Linked DNA regions of Homo sapiens: regions 1 and 2 are each linked to region 3. Evidence: chromatin contacts called from ENCODE Hi-C or POLR2A ChIA-PET data. All regions are on one chromosome and are shown on one strand. The core of a region is the stretch at or near the end of the contact, and the rest is flanking DNA. Distances in the headings are between cores, read along the strand shown.

What was found. Hi-C counts contacts between places; a loop is a spot of excess contacts on that map. ChIA-PET counts read pairs that join two places held with the same protein, here RNA polymerase II (POLR2A). Pooled maps may share reads with other maps.
Region 1: a loop to region 3 is called in a map with no recorded cell type, with 13 times the contacts of the local background. The contact joins two enhancer-like sites. A Hi-C loop is called at or near these places in 2 of 37 single-sample maps with no recorded cell type and 8 of 50 pooled maps. POLR2A ChIA-PET finds 5 or more read pairs at or near these places in 1 of 52 experiments (BJ).
Region 2: a loop to region 3 is called in a pooled map, with 13 times the contacts of the local background. The contact joins two enhancer-like sites. A Hi-C loop is called at or near these places in 1 of 168 maps with a recorded cell type or tissue (GM12878), 26 of 37 single-sample maps with no recorded cell type and 6 of 50 pooled maps.

The regions. Positions count from the first base shown.
Region 1 is chr6:157,224,184-157,228,136 of GRCh38, forward strand. No RefSeq gene overlaps it. Among named protein-coding and RNA genes, the nearest start is that of TMEM242, 97 kb to the right of the region's middle. RefSeq lists enhancers at 2,791-3,291, 3,292-3,792. Within about 2 kb of position 1,461, at least 12 of the 41 ENCODE cell types and tissues checked have a DNase peak (open chromatin) inside an H3K27ac peak, as active enhancers do.
Region 2 is chr6:157,569,651-157,573,347 of GRCh38, forward strand. The region is part of intron 2 of ZDHHC14 (zDHHC palmitoyltransferase 14); the gene reads left to right. Among named protein-coding and RNA genes, the nearest start is that of MIR3692, 42 kb to the left of the region's middle. RefSeq lists an enhancer at 3,182-3,697. Within about 2 kb of position 1,526, at least 3 of the 41 ENCODE cell types and tissues checked have a DNase peak (open chromatin) inside an H3K27ac peak, as active enhancers do; they include GM12878, where a contact is called at or near this core.
Region 3 is chr6:156,696,117-156,700,155 of GRCh38, forward strand. No RefSeq gene overlaps it. Among named protein-coding and RNA genes, the nearest start is that of ARID1B, 79 kb to the right of the region's middle. RefSeq lists enhancers at 946-995, 2,736-2,975. Within about 2 kb of position 2,300, at least 6 of the 41 ENCODE cell types and tissues checked have a DNase peak (open chromatin) inside an H3K27ac peak, as active enhancers do; they include GM12878, where a contact is called at or near this core.

The sequences.
Region 1 (3,953 bases), core at 211-2,710, 530 kb after region 3:
GAGAAGAGAAGGCCAGCGGGAGGGGAGGGGGCGAAGATGAGGAAGGAGAGGGCACAAGTTAATAACACCTGTCACGTTGCCGAGGGGATGCTGAGGGCCACAGCTGGGCTCTGTTTCGGCTTCGAGCGGAACAAAGAAGAAAGGGCAGCTGCTCCAGCAGCGAGGAGGTGGCTGGACATGAGGAAGTCTGTGGCTGACGGGCTTCGGGGAGGCCTCCAGGGAGCTGCAGTCCCTGGGGACAGCACCCCGGTGCAGGTGGCTCCGGTGGCCCCTGGGTTTGGCGCCCAGCACATTCCCTTGACACAGCATGGCTATTTAAGGCCCAGGCCAGCATCCCATCGGGTGCTTTTAGCCGCCTGCGTCTCCTGCGCCTTTGGGGCTTCTGGGGCCTTCGTGACAGCAATCACCAGGCCTTTCATCCCCGTGGCTCAGAGCATCCCCCTCAGGGGAGCGGCAGCCTTGGAGGGGGTGAGTGGGGAGGGGTGAGTGGGGAGCGGCTGAGGGGGGCCGGCGGGCCCGCTCCGTTGTCCCCTGCAGCGGCAGGCGCTGGAGAACTCGGCTGCAGTCATTAGAGCCGGGAGTTGGCGACTGTTGGGGCCTTGTGTGGGGATGAGCTGTTAGGACTTTCCTGCCTTTAAAGAACAGGGACTGGTAAAATCGTATATATGAAATCAAAGCAAAGAGGAACCTGTTTTAGAGGTGAACAAGAGAGAGCTCAGAGAAGCGCATTAGGGACATATGGCATTTGTCAATCAAACGCAGAGCAACCTTCAAAAAGCCATTAGAAGGCAGCCCCATGCCGGTTCCGCCATTTGTGCCGGCTGAGGGCTCCCCCGTCCCGCAGGCCCCACAGACGCTCTGTTTCTGGGACTAATTAGCCTTCCAGAGGGCAATCAAGGGCCTCTGCTGGAACTTTCTTAGGAACTGAGCCGTTAGATGGCTTCAAATGGACACCACTAGAAACAGGCAGGAGCCAATTAGGCAGCGGCTCCCTCCCGGGGCCCGGCCAGGCTGCAGAGCGAGCCAGGAGGCTCCAGCAGCCTCTTGGTGCTCCCTCTCTCTGACAACGCTCCTGCCTCGTTCCTCCCCACATCCCCAATCCTTGCACTGAGATCATTAACCTTCAGGGCTCCACGAGGGCAGGCATTGGGTCTGCTTTACTCGCTGCTGGGTCTTCGGAGTCTGGAAGGGTGCCTGGCACGGAGCAGGTGTTCACTCAGTGTGGCCAAATGTCTGGGTTTTGTCCCAGCGGAACGAATCACGTGGGATTTCCTTTGCGGAGCATACTTTTAACAGGCCAGCCATGTCCACTCCCGCTTGAGTTGGACACGATTTAGGCATAGGGAAAAGGGGCGTTAGTGCCGTCTTGCCACACTCGCCAGCCAGGCCCACTGGCCTCGTCCCTGAGTTTCCCAGGGGAAGTGGGTGCCAGAGACCATCCAGTGCCCCCACACCCAATGAGTCTGTCGACTGAGTGCCGCAACCAGGTCCCAGCTAGGGGCCCGCAGGCTGCCCTTGGCCTGGGACACCATTGCGTTTTCCCGCAGGACCTGCCCACCGCTGACCTACCGCATCCGCTGCTGGCCTCCACCTGCTAGCCCAGGCCAGGGCCCAGGGTGTGGGTGCTGGACACGTCGAGGGGCACAGGGAGCCAAGACTGCCTCATCCAAGCCCCAGAGCCTGCAGCTAACAAGCTAACAGGGAGACGGTATGTAGCAAACAGTCACACAAATAGTTCTTTCCCTCACTCCTTGTGTCCTCCTATTCACCCTCCCTTCTTTGTCCTTTTCTTAAAATTAGAAGCTAAAAATATGTCCATTGTAGAAACTTAGAACAGTACAAGAGCATAGAGAAACAAAGTTAAAAATATCAGTTACCTGTAATTCTGGCATCCAGAAATATCCACTTTAATAAGGTGTTCAATTTTGTAAGCAAACTTTAAATTTTATTATATCCTAAGCCTCTTCATGTCATTAATTTTTCTAAAATTTGAGCCTTTGTGGCTGCCTAGGGCCCCATTTATTTCACCCATCCCCAGTTGTTGGACATTCATGTCTCTTCCACATTTTCACCCTCATAAAAAAATGCCGCCACAAACATCCCAGAAGATAAATCTTTGTCACAATCTCTAATTAATTCATTAAGATAAATTCCAGGGAGTGAAAAACAGTGTTTCAAATGGTATGACTATTTTTAAAGCTATCTGGACATGTGGCCAAGTTACACTCTTGGGAACGTCATGGAAAATCCCAGCAGAAGTCTAAGAAAGGATCTAGATCCAGCTCCTTGAACCCAGCCAGCACTGGGTTATCTTCCCGCTTTGCGAAATTTGTCCTGTTTTCATTTCCTTGTCAGCAAGATTGAATTTTTTTTTTGTATGTTCCTAACCCATCTATATTTTGTTTTCTGGAAATTTTCTATTTGTATCCTTTGTCAATATTTTTTTTACCAGACTACTAATCTTTTATGAAAGTTTATTGTTTGAATTATAATCATTAGAAATTTCTCCTTTGTCACTTTTTCCCTCCCCTCCCACCCCCACCCCCAGCCCCAGTTCTGTGTTTCAGACCTCAGTGTCTTTATCTACAAAATGAATCGCTGGGCCAAACCACCTCCTGACTCCAAAAGTCTTTTCAAGAGCTCAAGCCGGCTGTGTTCTGCCAGATATGTCTGGTATAATCCTCCCTCATCTGCAGCCCGGTTCAGGTCTCCCAGCCCTTAGCATAGCTCCAGGAAACTTGAATTCCAATGCCTGCCTGAGTTTGAGTTTCACACTTGAATAACCAAGTCAGGTTTGCTAATCAGGCTTGCAGGTGTGAGTGGGAGCTGGTCCCTCCCAGAGGAGGGTCAGGGTGTCCACACCAGGAACCTCTAAGGCTGGGCAAGGCCGAACTGCTGCAGAAATGCAAGGCATGGCCCAACCACCCCCATTTATTGGTTGAGGAAATAATTCTGTGACATGAAAGAATTTATCTCTAAATATGAAAAGGAGATTTCAGAACAATGTGAGCCATTCATGCACACACGTGCATGCACACCCACACGTGCATGCACACACACACGTGGAGACTGGGGTCGTGCACACCCACACATGGAGACTGGATCGTGCACACACACACGTGGAGACCGGGGTCATGCACACACACACGGAAACCGGATCATGCACACACATACGTGGAGACCAGGGTCATGTGCACGCACACACATATGCACACCCACACGTGGAGACTGGGGTCATGCACACATTGCACATCCACACGTGTAGACCAGGGTCATACAAACACACACGTGGAAACCAGATCATGCACACACATGTGGAGACTGGGGTCATGCACATCCACACATGGAGACTGGATCATGCACACACACACGTGGAGACCAGGGTCATGCACATACACACGTGGAAACCGGGGTCATGCACACACACACGTGGAAACCGGATCATGCACACACACGTGGAGACTGGGGTCGTGCACACCCACACATGGAGACTGGATCATGCACACACACACGTGGAGACCGGGGTCATGCACACACACATGTGGAAGCCGGATCATGCACACACACACACGCGTGGAGACTGCGGTCATGCACACACACACATGAGACCGGGGTCATGCACACACACGCACGCATGCCCACACATGGAGACCGGGGTCTGTAAGCATAGCCTTCAAAACATTAACCAGTTCCACCACTAGGAGGTGGGGTTACCCATTTTTATTTGGTTCTTTTAATTGTATTTTTCTACGACAAATGTCAATTATCCTGCAATAAGCAACACCCCTCCCCTCCTTCCTTTCAGATGTTGCTTCCAAATCAATTGCTGTGAGGCCGTTGCCTCTGAAGTTGCACTCCCACTTCTGGGCGTCGCCTCACCACATCCTCCAGGTCTTGCCTCTAGATGCCGGGGGCCAGTTCCCAGGTGTCAGAGAGTGCAAGGAGAGTCAGGG
Region 2 (3,697 bases), core at 276-2,775, 870 kb after region 3:
AAGTTGGGAAGAAGTGACATATTTAAAATACTGAATCTTCCACCGCAGGAAGCAGAGTGTCTCTCTGTGGTTTTCAAAACCCCCTTCAAGTCTCTATATTGTTGTATTGTTTTTTTCTTCACACGGAAGCTACCTACCATTTTTTTGTTAGCTTTATTTCTAGAGTTTTGTGGTTATATTTTTCTGTTTCAAAGGAGACATTGTCTTCTTTGTAGTTTCCAACTGTTTGTGTCATTAAATATATAAAAATACTTTTAAAGCTTGTATATATATTGGTTTATATTTGTTAACCTTAATGAAGATTTTTATTCATTTTATCCAATCTGTGTTGATTAGAGGCAAAAAAGAAAAGAGCTTAGGACCATAATAGATGGGCATTTTTATTCTTTAAAGTATAGTGTACTTATAAATAGCATCCCCTGCTTCTGTACTGGTAATCCTAATTCTCTTTTCTTCAATGCTAAAGATAAAATCTTGCACCAGTCCGGTGTAGAATGAGTGATAAACCAGCCCTTGCATTCAGGTCTTTTGCTAATGCTCTCAATATTAATGCCACTCAAACTTCAATAAAAGCCTGTCTGATTTTCCTGGTGATAATGGTGAAGCCTGGCCCTGCCATAGCGTGGTATCCAGTGTCCACTTTTTACCTTTGTTCTTGTCTACTTGTCTTACAATAATGCAAACACTGACAACCCAAATTGATCTCTATCACTGTACAATATTTACCCATTTCTGACAATGCAGAAATTATGTACCACAAAGTGGAAACACACAAATATTTCTAGCTTTGGCTTTCAGTGGAAGAACTGATCTTCACTTACGCAGCACAGCGGTTTTGTGTATATACTCAGAGAACTTTGACACAATTTGAGGGAAATTAAAACTTTGCAAGGACAAAGCCACTTTCTTTTCCTTTCAAGGGCAAGGCTTTGGCATCCATGTGGAAAAAAATAGTATGGAAAATATAAGGTAGTCATTAATTTTCATTTTGTTATGAGCATGTATTGGATTAACTCAGTTAAACTAAAAAGGTCGCAGCTACTAAACACTTTCTTTTTATTGTTTTTAATTGTACTAATTAGTGATATATATATGTATATACATACACACACACACACACATATATATATACACACACACACACATATATATACACACACACACACATATATATATATATACACACACACATACATCTATATTGCCCTTCTGAGTCTGGGCAGCCCCTGAAAAAAGAGCTTTTGATAGCTGTGAACATCATAGCATCTGACAGTTCAAGGTCTTTGCATGAATTACAATGTCCCTGAACTGCAGGAACTGAGATTGTCATGGTTTAAAAATGGAGAAGCTGAAGTCTGTTTTCTCCACCAGATCAAAGAATCATACTCTTTACTGGGGCCATTCTATGTTTCCATTTTCTGGAACTTATATTTTCAAAACAATTTGTAGGAATATTTGTGTTTCTATTCATGGAATCATTTTTGAACATTGATGTTTGCCACTCCGCATTCACGTTAAAGTTCAAGCAAATAGCCACTTCAACTTCATGAGAGCATGCCTATGTGCACGAGAGCATTCCTTGAATGAAACGTACTTTATTAGGGTCTTTCTCACCTAAAATCAGCATGCACTCTAGACCACAGCTATTGTCTGTCATGATGTTTTTCAAACTGTGCCTCCTGGAGCCCAGGCAAGGGACAGACATGTTGGGTGTCCCCATAAACCAGAGCTGCTTCACTCTCATCTGTTTTGTATACTGAGGTTCTTTGTAAAAGTTTCTTTGAACGGAAACTCACGATGCTATAAATAACAACAAAAACAAACAGTTTAAACACCTGGCCTGGCTGTTTTACTGGGCAGACCTTCCATAATTAACTAGATAATATCAGCTCTTTGGGTGACGGGAGCATCTTCGTAAGTGGCTTGCATCTTTCTCTTTTGTCTGTGTTTTTAGCCAGCTGCTTAGATTCCCCAGCTAATGGTACTGAAATGCAGCCTTGGGGTTCAGCTGTTACTTGTATGGTGTACAAACCTGTCTCTCTCAGCTGTACACAGGGAGCTGTTATAAAAATGCATATTCTTAGCCCCTCCTGCAGATAAGAATCTTCAGGAATGAGGAATCTGTATTTTTTTTTTTTTTTTTTTTTGAGCCTGCTAGGTAAGTAAACCTTTCGTGAATGGTGCTTGGGGCGGGGACTTCACCAAGCTTAGCTAACTAGTTGGCTGACTTGCTGTTAATTTTGTCCTGCCTGCTAATAAGTGTGTGCACCTACGGCAAGGCTCCTCAGATTTTCACGTGCATCCAAATCCAAATTCAGGGTGGGAGGGTGTGTGGGGAATCTTTGAAAATGCAGATTCTGGCTCAGCAGGGTCGGGGCTGGGAGGAGACGCTGAGATGATTCATTTCTAATAAGCTTCCTGGTGATGCCAATACTGCCAGTCCATGGCCCACACTTTGAGTAGCAAGACCCTAGGGCAGGGCCTCTCAGCCTCAGCACTCTTGATATCTGGGGCTGGAACGTTCTTTGTTGGGAGGGGCTGTCCTGCACATTGTAGGACATTTAGCAACACCCCTGGCCACCACCCACTAGGTCCCACTTGTGACACTCCCTCCCACTCATGACAACTACAAACATCTCTAGATGGTTTCAGATTTCCCCCGGGAGGCAAATCGCCCTGGTTGAGAACCACTGCCCTAGATGATCCCGATCATCAGCCAAGTTTAAGATCTGCCATGAGTATGATTTGTCTGCACACTTAAATTATTAAAAAATACAGATTCTGGGTTTATCTGGCCTCCCTAGAGTACAAGCCACAATAAGAAAGAGGACTAACCTTTTTTTTTATTTTATTATTATTATACTTTAAGTTTTAGGGTACATGTGCACAACGTGCAGGTTTGTTACATATGTATACATGTGCCATGTTGGTGTGCCGCACCCATTAACTCATCATTTAGCATTAGGTATATCTCCTAATGCTATCCCTCCCCCCGCCCCCCACCCCACAACAGTCCCCGGTGTGTGATGTTCCCCTTCATGGACAGAGGACTTACCTTGTTTACCACTGTATCTACAGCACCTAGAGGACTGTTGGGCATACAGTAGGTGCCTAATAAATATTTGAATGAATGCATAAAGAACCTAGCACTGCATAGCACATGAAACTCATTCTTCGAGGCCACCTGTTTCTGTTCTCTATTAAGTAGACAGAAAAAGGTTTTCTACTAATACTTCCATTGGGCTTTTTCCCCCGTCAATTCCTTGTTAAGGCCCTAAGTAGTCAGGTTCTCTTGGGGCTAGAGGGCCTATTTAAAGTTCTTATCCTACAAATGCCTTCTTCTTGACAAAGTTCTCTCCTCAAGAGATCATCCCACATGCCCTTTGATGACCAAGTCTGGGAAAAGCCCAAATCCTTTGTGTTTTCTAACGAAATTACCCCCTACAACTCAAAACCAGCTTCCTGTTCCGAGAAAGGCAAGGATTGTCTGCACTCGCCATCCCCCTTTCTTTCGGCCCCACTCCCCTTTCATCTTTCCCACCACTTACACCCTCTTGCCAGCTGTTGAGGAGCTCTGGGGACTCCTCTGCAAGTCAGAGCGCGGTCAGGGCTCTCCAACCCTTGCACCGGGTGCACCCTGTGCTCCCTCCCAGAGCTGGAAAGCATCCACGCCGGTTCCATCTCATTCCATGGGACC
Region 3 (4,039 bases), core at 1,050-3,549:
GCCCACCCCGTCAGAGAGGCCTGTCTAAAATATCCCCTAGCTGGGCCCCAATGCCCCTCTATCCCTGTACCCTACTTCTTTTTCTTTTTCTTTTCTTTTGTCTTTTTCTTTTTCTTTTTTTTTTTTTTTTTTCTTTTGAGACGGAGTCTCGCTCTGTCACCAGGCTGGAGTGCAGTGGTGCGATCTCGGCTCACTTGAACCACCTCCCAGGTTCAAGCTATTCTCGTGCCTCAACCTCCCGAGTAGCTGGGATTACAGGCACACGCCACCACGCTTGGCTAATTTTTTTTTTATTTTTTATTTTTATTTTTTTTTTTAGTGGAGACCAGGTTTCACCACGTTGGCCAGGATGGTCTCAATTTCCCGACCTCGTGATCCGCCCACCTCGGTCTCCCAAAGTGCGGGGATTACAGGCATGAGCCACTGCCCCTGGCTCTTTATAGCATTGATCATTCCCTGAAATGATCGTGCATACTCATTTGCTTATAAGTACTAGAATGTTTCCCAAAGGCAGGGACTTGCTCTGCCTTCTGCCCTATGGTTCTCCCAGCAACTAGAATCCCTGGCACATACTAGGCACTCCAGAAACATTTGTGGAAAGAATTAATGAATTAGAGCTAATGCACACTGAGCATATAACTCAGTGTATACCATATGTCAGGGCCTCACAGATAGTACATTATTATTTTATTATATTTCTTGTCTGTCCAATTCAGACAGAGAATGTCAGACAAGGTCCTTTTTTTGTATCCCTTTCTATAGCACCAGGCACAGAAGCCCTCCATAAATACTTCTTAACTAGACTTAATATGTTCTAAAGCCAATGGTGAGATAGAACTGAGATTATTTTTTTCGTGGCTGGCTATCAGTTCTATTTCATTTGAATGGCCAAGATTCTCTCACAGCACATCAGGTCTCTATTAAAATTAATTATGATCAGACTCTATCCATCCATCACTTAGGGAGAAAAGATGACAGAGGTGTCCCTCCAAAGTCATCCTGGCCACTCCTGGAGGTGGAAGATTGCTCTGGGGCCCAATGTGACGTGTCTTCACTCTAATCATCAAATATTTTTAAATATTACTCAATAATCTCTAAGAAACTACAAAAAGGGAGGTCATCAATGTGAGTTCTGCCCCCAAAATCACTTAAAGTCCAAACTTGGCAGAGAAGAGAGGCCCCATCACTCTGCACCTGTTCCCTAGCCAGTTCTCACGGCCCAGGGCAATTTCCCCTTTCACTTCCCCTCAAGGGGAATGTACCGCCAAGCACTCCTACCTGGTTTGACATCCCATGTTCATGGCTGGATAATGACAGAGCCCTTCATGAATTCTATGGCATGCAGTATCTTCTGCTCTGCCATGTTCAGGGAGGAGAGAATACACATGCACAGCTGAAATCCCCTAGACAGTTACCATGTATCTATCTCCGTTCAGTGAAACAAGCCTGCAGAATGCTGTGAGCATTCTTTGTTCTTCTTCCTTTTTTGCAGATGTAAGAAAACCTAAGAAAGGGAAGCCATGTCCCTACCAGTAGGAACGCTTTCAAAGGAAGGGAAGGATGTGACAGCTGGGTGCCAGGCATGGTCCTAGAGAAACTGACATCCATTTTGTACTTTAATCCACATCAGGACACTTCAAGGTAGCTGATATTGTCTTCAATTTGCAGATGAGGAAAGAGATTAAAGAAATTAAGTGATATACGTTGGGTCATGTGGATGATAAATCATACACCAGGATTTGAAGTAAGCTTCCTCTGATTCCAGAATGTCTTCTAAGAATCTGCTACACTGCAACGTGCCTTTGGGCTGGTTAGTTACTCCCTTGAGTCCAAGCTTGGTTATCTTCCTTAATAGCTCCCTCTCTGCCCTGGATCCTATTTTTAAAAAACAACAGCTATAAAAAGTTACCCTACCAGATTAAAAAAGTCACCAATCTACAACAATTAAAACAGAACGGTGAGCAGTAAAACAGCAGTTCAAATATAAACTCAGGTGTGTGATAAAAGGAGCATTTCAGATCAATGGAGGACAAGAAGATTGTTCTATAAATGGTATTGGAAAACCTGGTTAGTGAAACAATTAGTAGATGCCCAATAAGTGTTTGTAATTTGTTTTACTGTAAAATTAAATGAGATAACACATGTTCTCCAGCTTCCGCAGTGACTGCTAAGAAAAGAGAGTCAGTGTAACTTTTTGAGGTCTGGACTTCCTAAGTCTCTCATCTAGATAGCACCCAGACCTTCATTCCTTAAAAAAATCTCCTACAATACTTTCAAATTTACAAAGTGCTTTCACTACCCCATTAGTGCAGGGCAGGTGTTCTTATTCTCACTTTCTATATATGGACACTGAGACTCAAGAGAGGTTACAATCGCAGCTGGCGTGGCCGTGTGAAACTTAAAGACGGCTTCCTGGTTCCTCGTGCCATGGTCTTAACACTAAACTCTCTATATATAGTCTCTCCCCACCCCCACCCTCATGTTCACACCACAAAATTTAACAATGGAAAACAAATAACATCAATACTTTACCAAGAGCACAGTAACTAGGTTAATTTCTATGTAATCCCAATCAGTCTTTGCCCATAGCACACATTTTACAACATTATCGTCATAGTTTAATTACAATTTAGTGGCCCATTTTCCCACTTAACAATGCTGTTTACAGTTTTGTAGCAAATGACTGATGTGCATCTTTCCTGTCTCTTGCACACTTCTCTTCTTTAAAGTCATCCATGTAAATCTCCATCTCTAATCCAATTGCTCTTAAATGAATTTCGTTCACTTGAGTGACTGCATTCAGTTGTGTTCCCCTTTACAGGCAGTCATTTATCGCTCTTCCCCCAGCAAGAAGTCCTGTTTCTTTTCCCAATCCATAGGTGACTTTAAATGTTGTTTGGTTTCCTGGGCTTTCAGGATTTCTCTCCTGCAGGTGAACCGCCAGGAGCTCTTCTTCTGCAGGTTCCTGCCTAGGTGTGAGCAGCATAAGGAACTGTCTCTTGCCTTCTTGGAGTTTATGACTATGGCACTCCTGTTAAGGAATCACTCCTCACTCCTTTTTTAACCTGTGGCTTTCCAATTTCACTTCCCCAGGCCAGTCATCACTAAAACCATGACTCACCCCCATGGTTTCCTCTCTGGCAAGGGAGAAATTTCAAACCTGAACATTTTCATCACCGTTATGTATACAGTATGATTCACGGAGACTCTATTAGCGTATTAAGTAAGTCATTATTTTCAATCGTCTACACTGTATGTTAAAAAACAGAGGCATTTTACTGCATACTTAATGTTCTATTCCCCCCATTTAGTAGATGGAAATGGCCTCATAGAAACATATCTGACTCAACCAGTCTCTGTTTGGAAACAATATAGAAAGAGACACAGAAAAGATACATTTTTTGGTCAGTGCCTGTCTTAAATGCTCCATAAGGTCAAGTTCAGTCAACTTGAAATAAGGAGTTATGGGGTCTTAACAAAGTAGCGCTCAAATAGTCTGTCAATAAATATCTATTGAATGTCAGCACCCAACTCTGTAGAAATGGCTGAAGGGAAATGCTGCTAAAAGCCACCTTGTCTGACAAACACATACACTGGCAAAATCTGCCAAAAGAGGGTGACATAAAATGAAGGTTGTAATGTTTTTAAAAGGTTGCTTTTGATCAGGCTATAACTGTAAAGTGCTTTCACTTAATTAAAATAGAGATGATAAAGCTACAGAAGAACAATAATAGTAATTGGGAAAGATACTGTTGTGATTGGTTTTGCTTTCAAGCATCTCCTTGTAAGAGTTTTATGCAAGGGGAGGGGCAAGAATCATTTTTCCTAAGAACTTATTTAATCTATTGATAAGTCTCATAATTTTCTTTTCCATCATTAAGGAGCTTTTCCTGGAGAAAAAGAAGTCCAAATTTCATTTTGGGAGGAAAGAAAGAAAATTTTTAAAAATTATGATTTAGCACGTCTTAGGCTGGGTGTAACTTTTCATGACTCAGCTAACAGGTTAGGAATGGCCAAGCATGGTTGAATATTCTGCTTT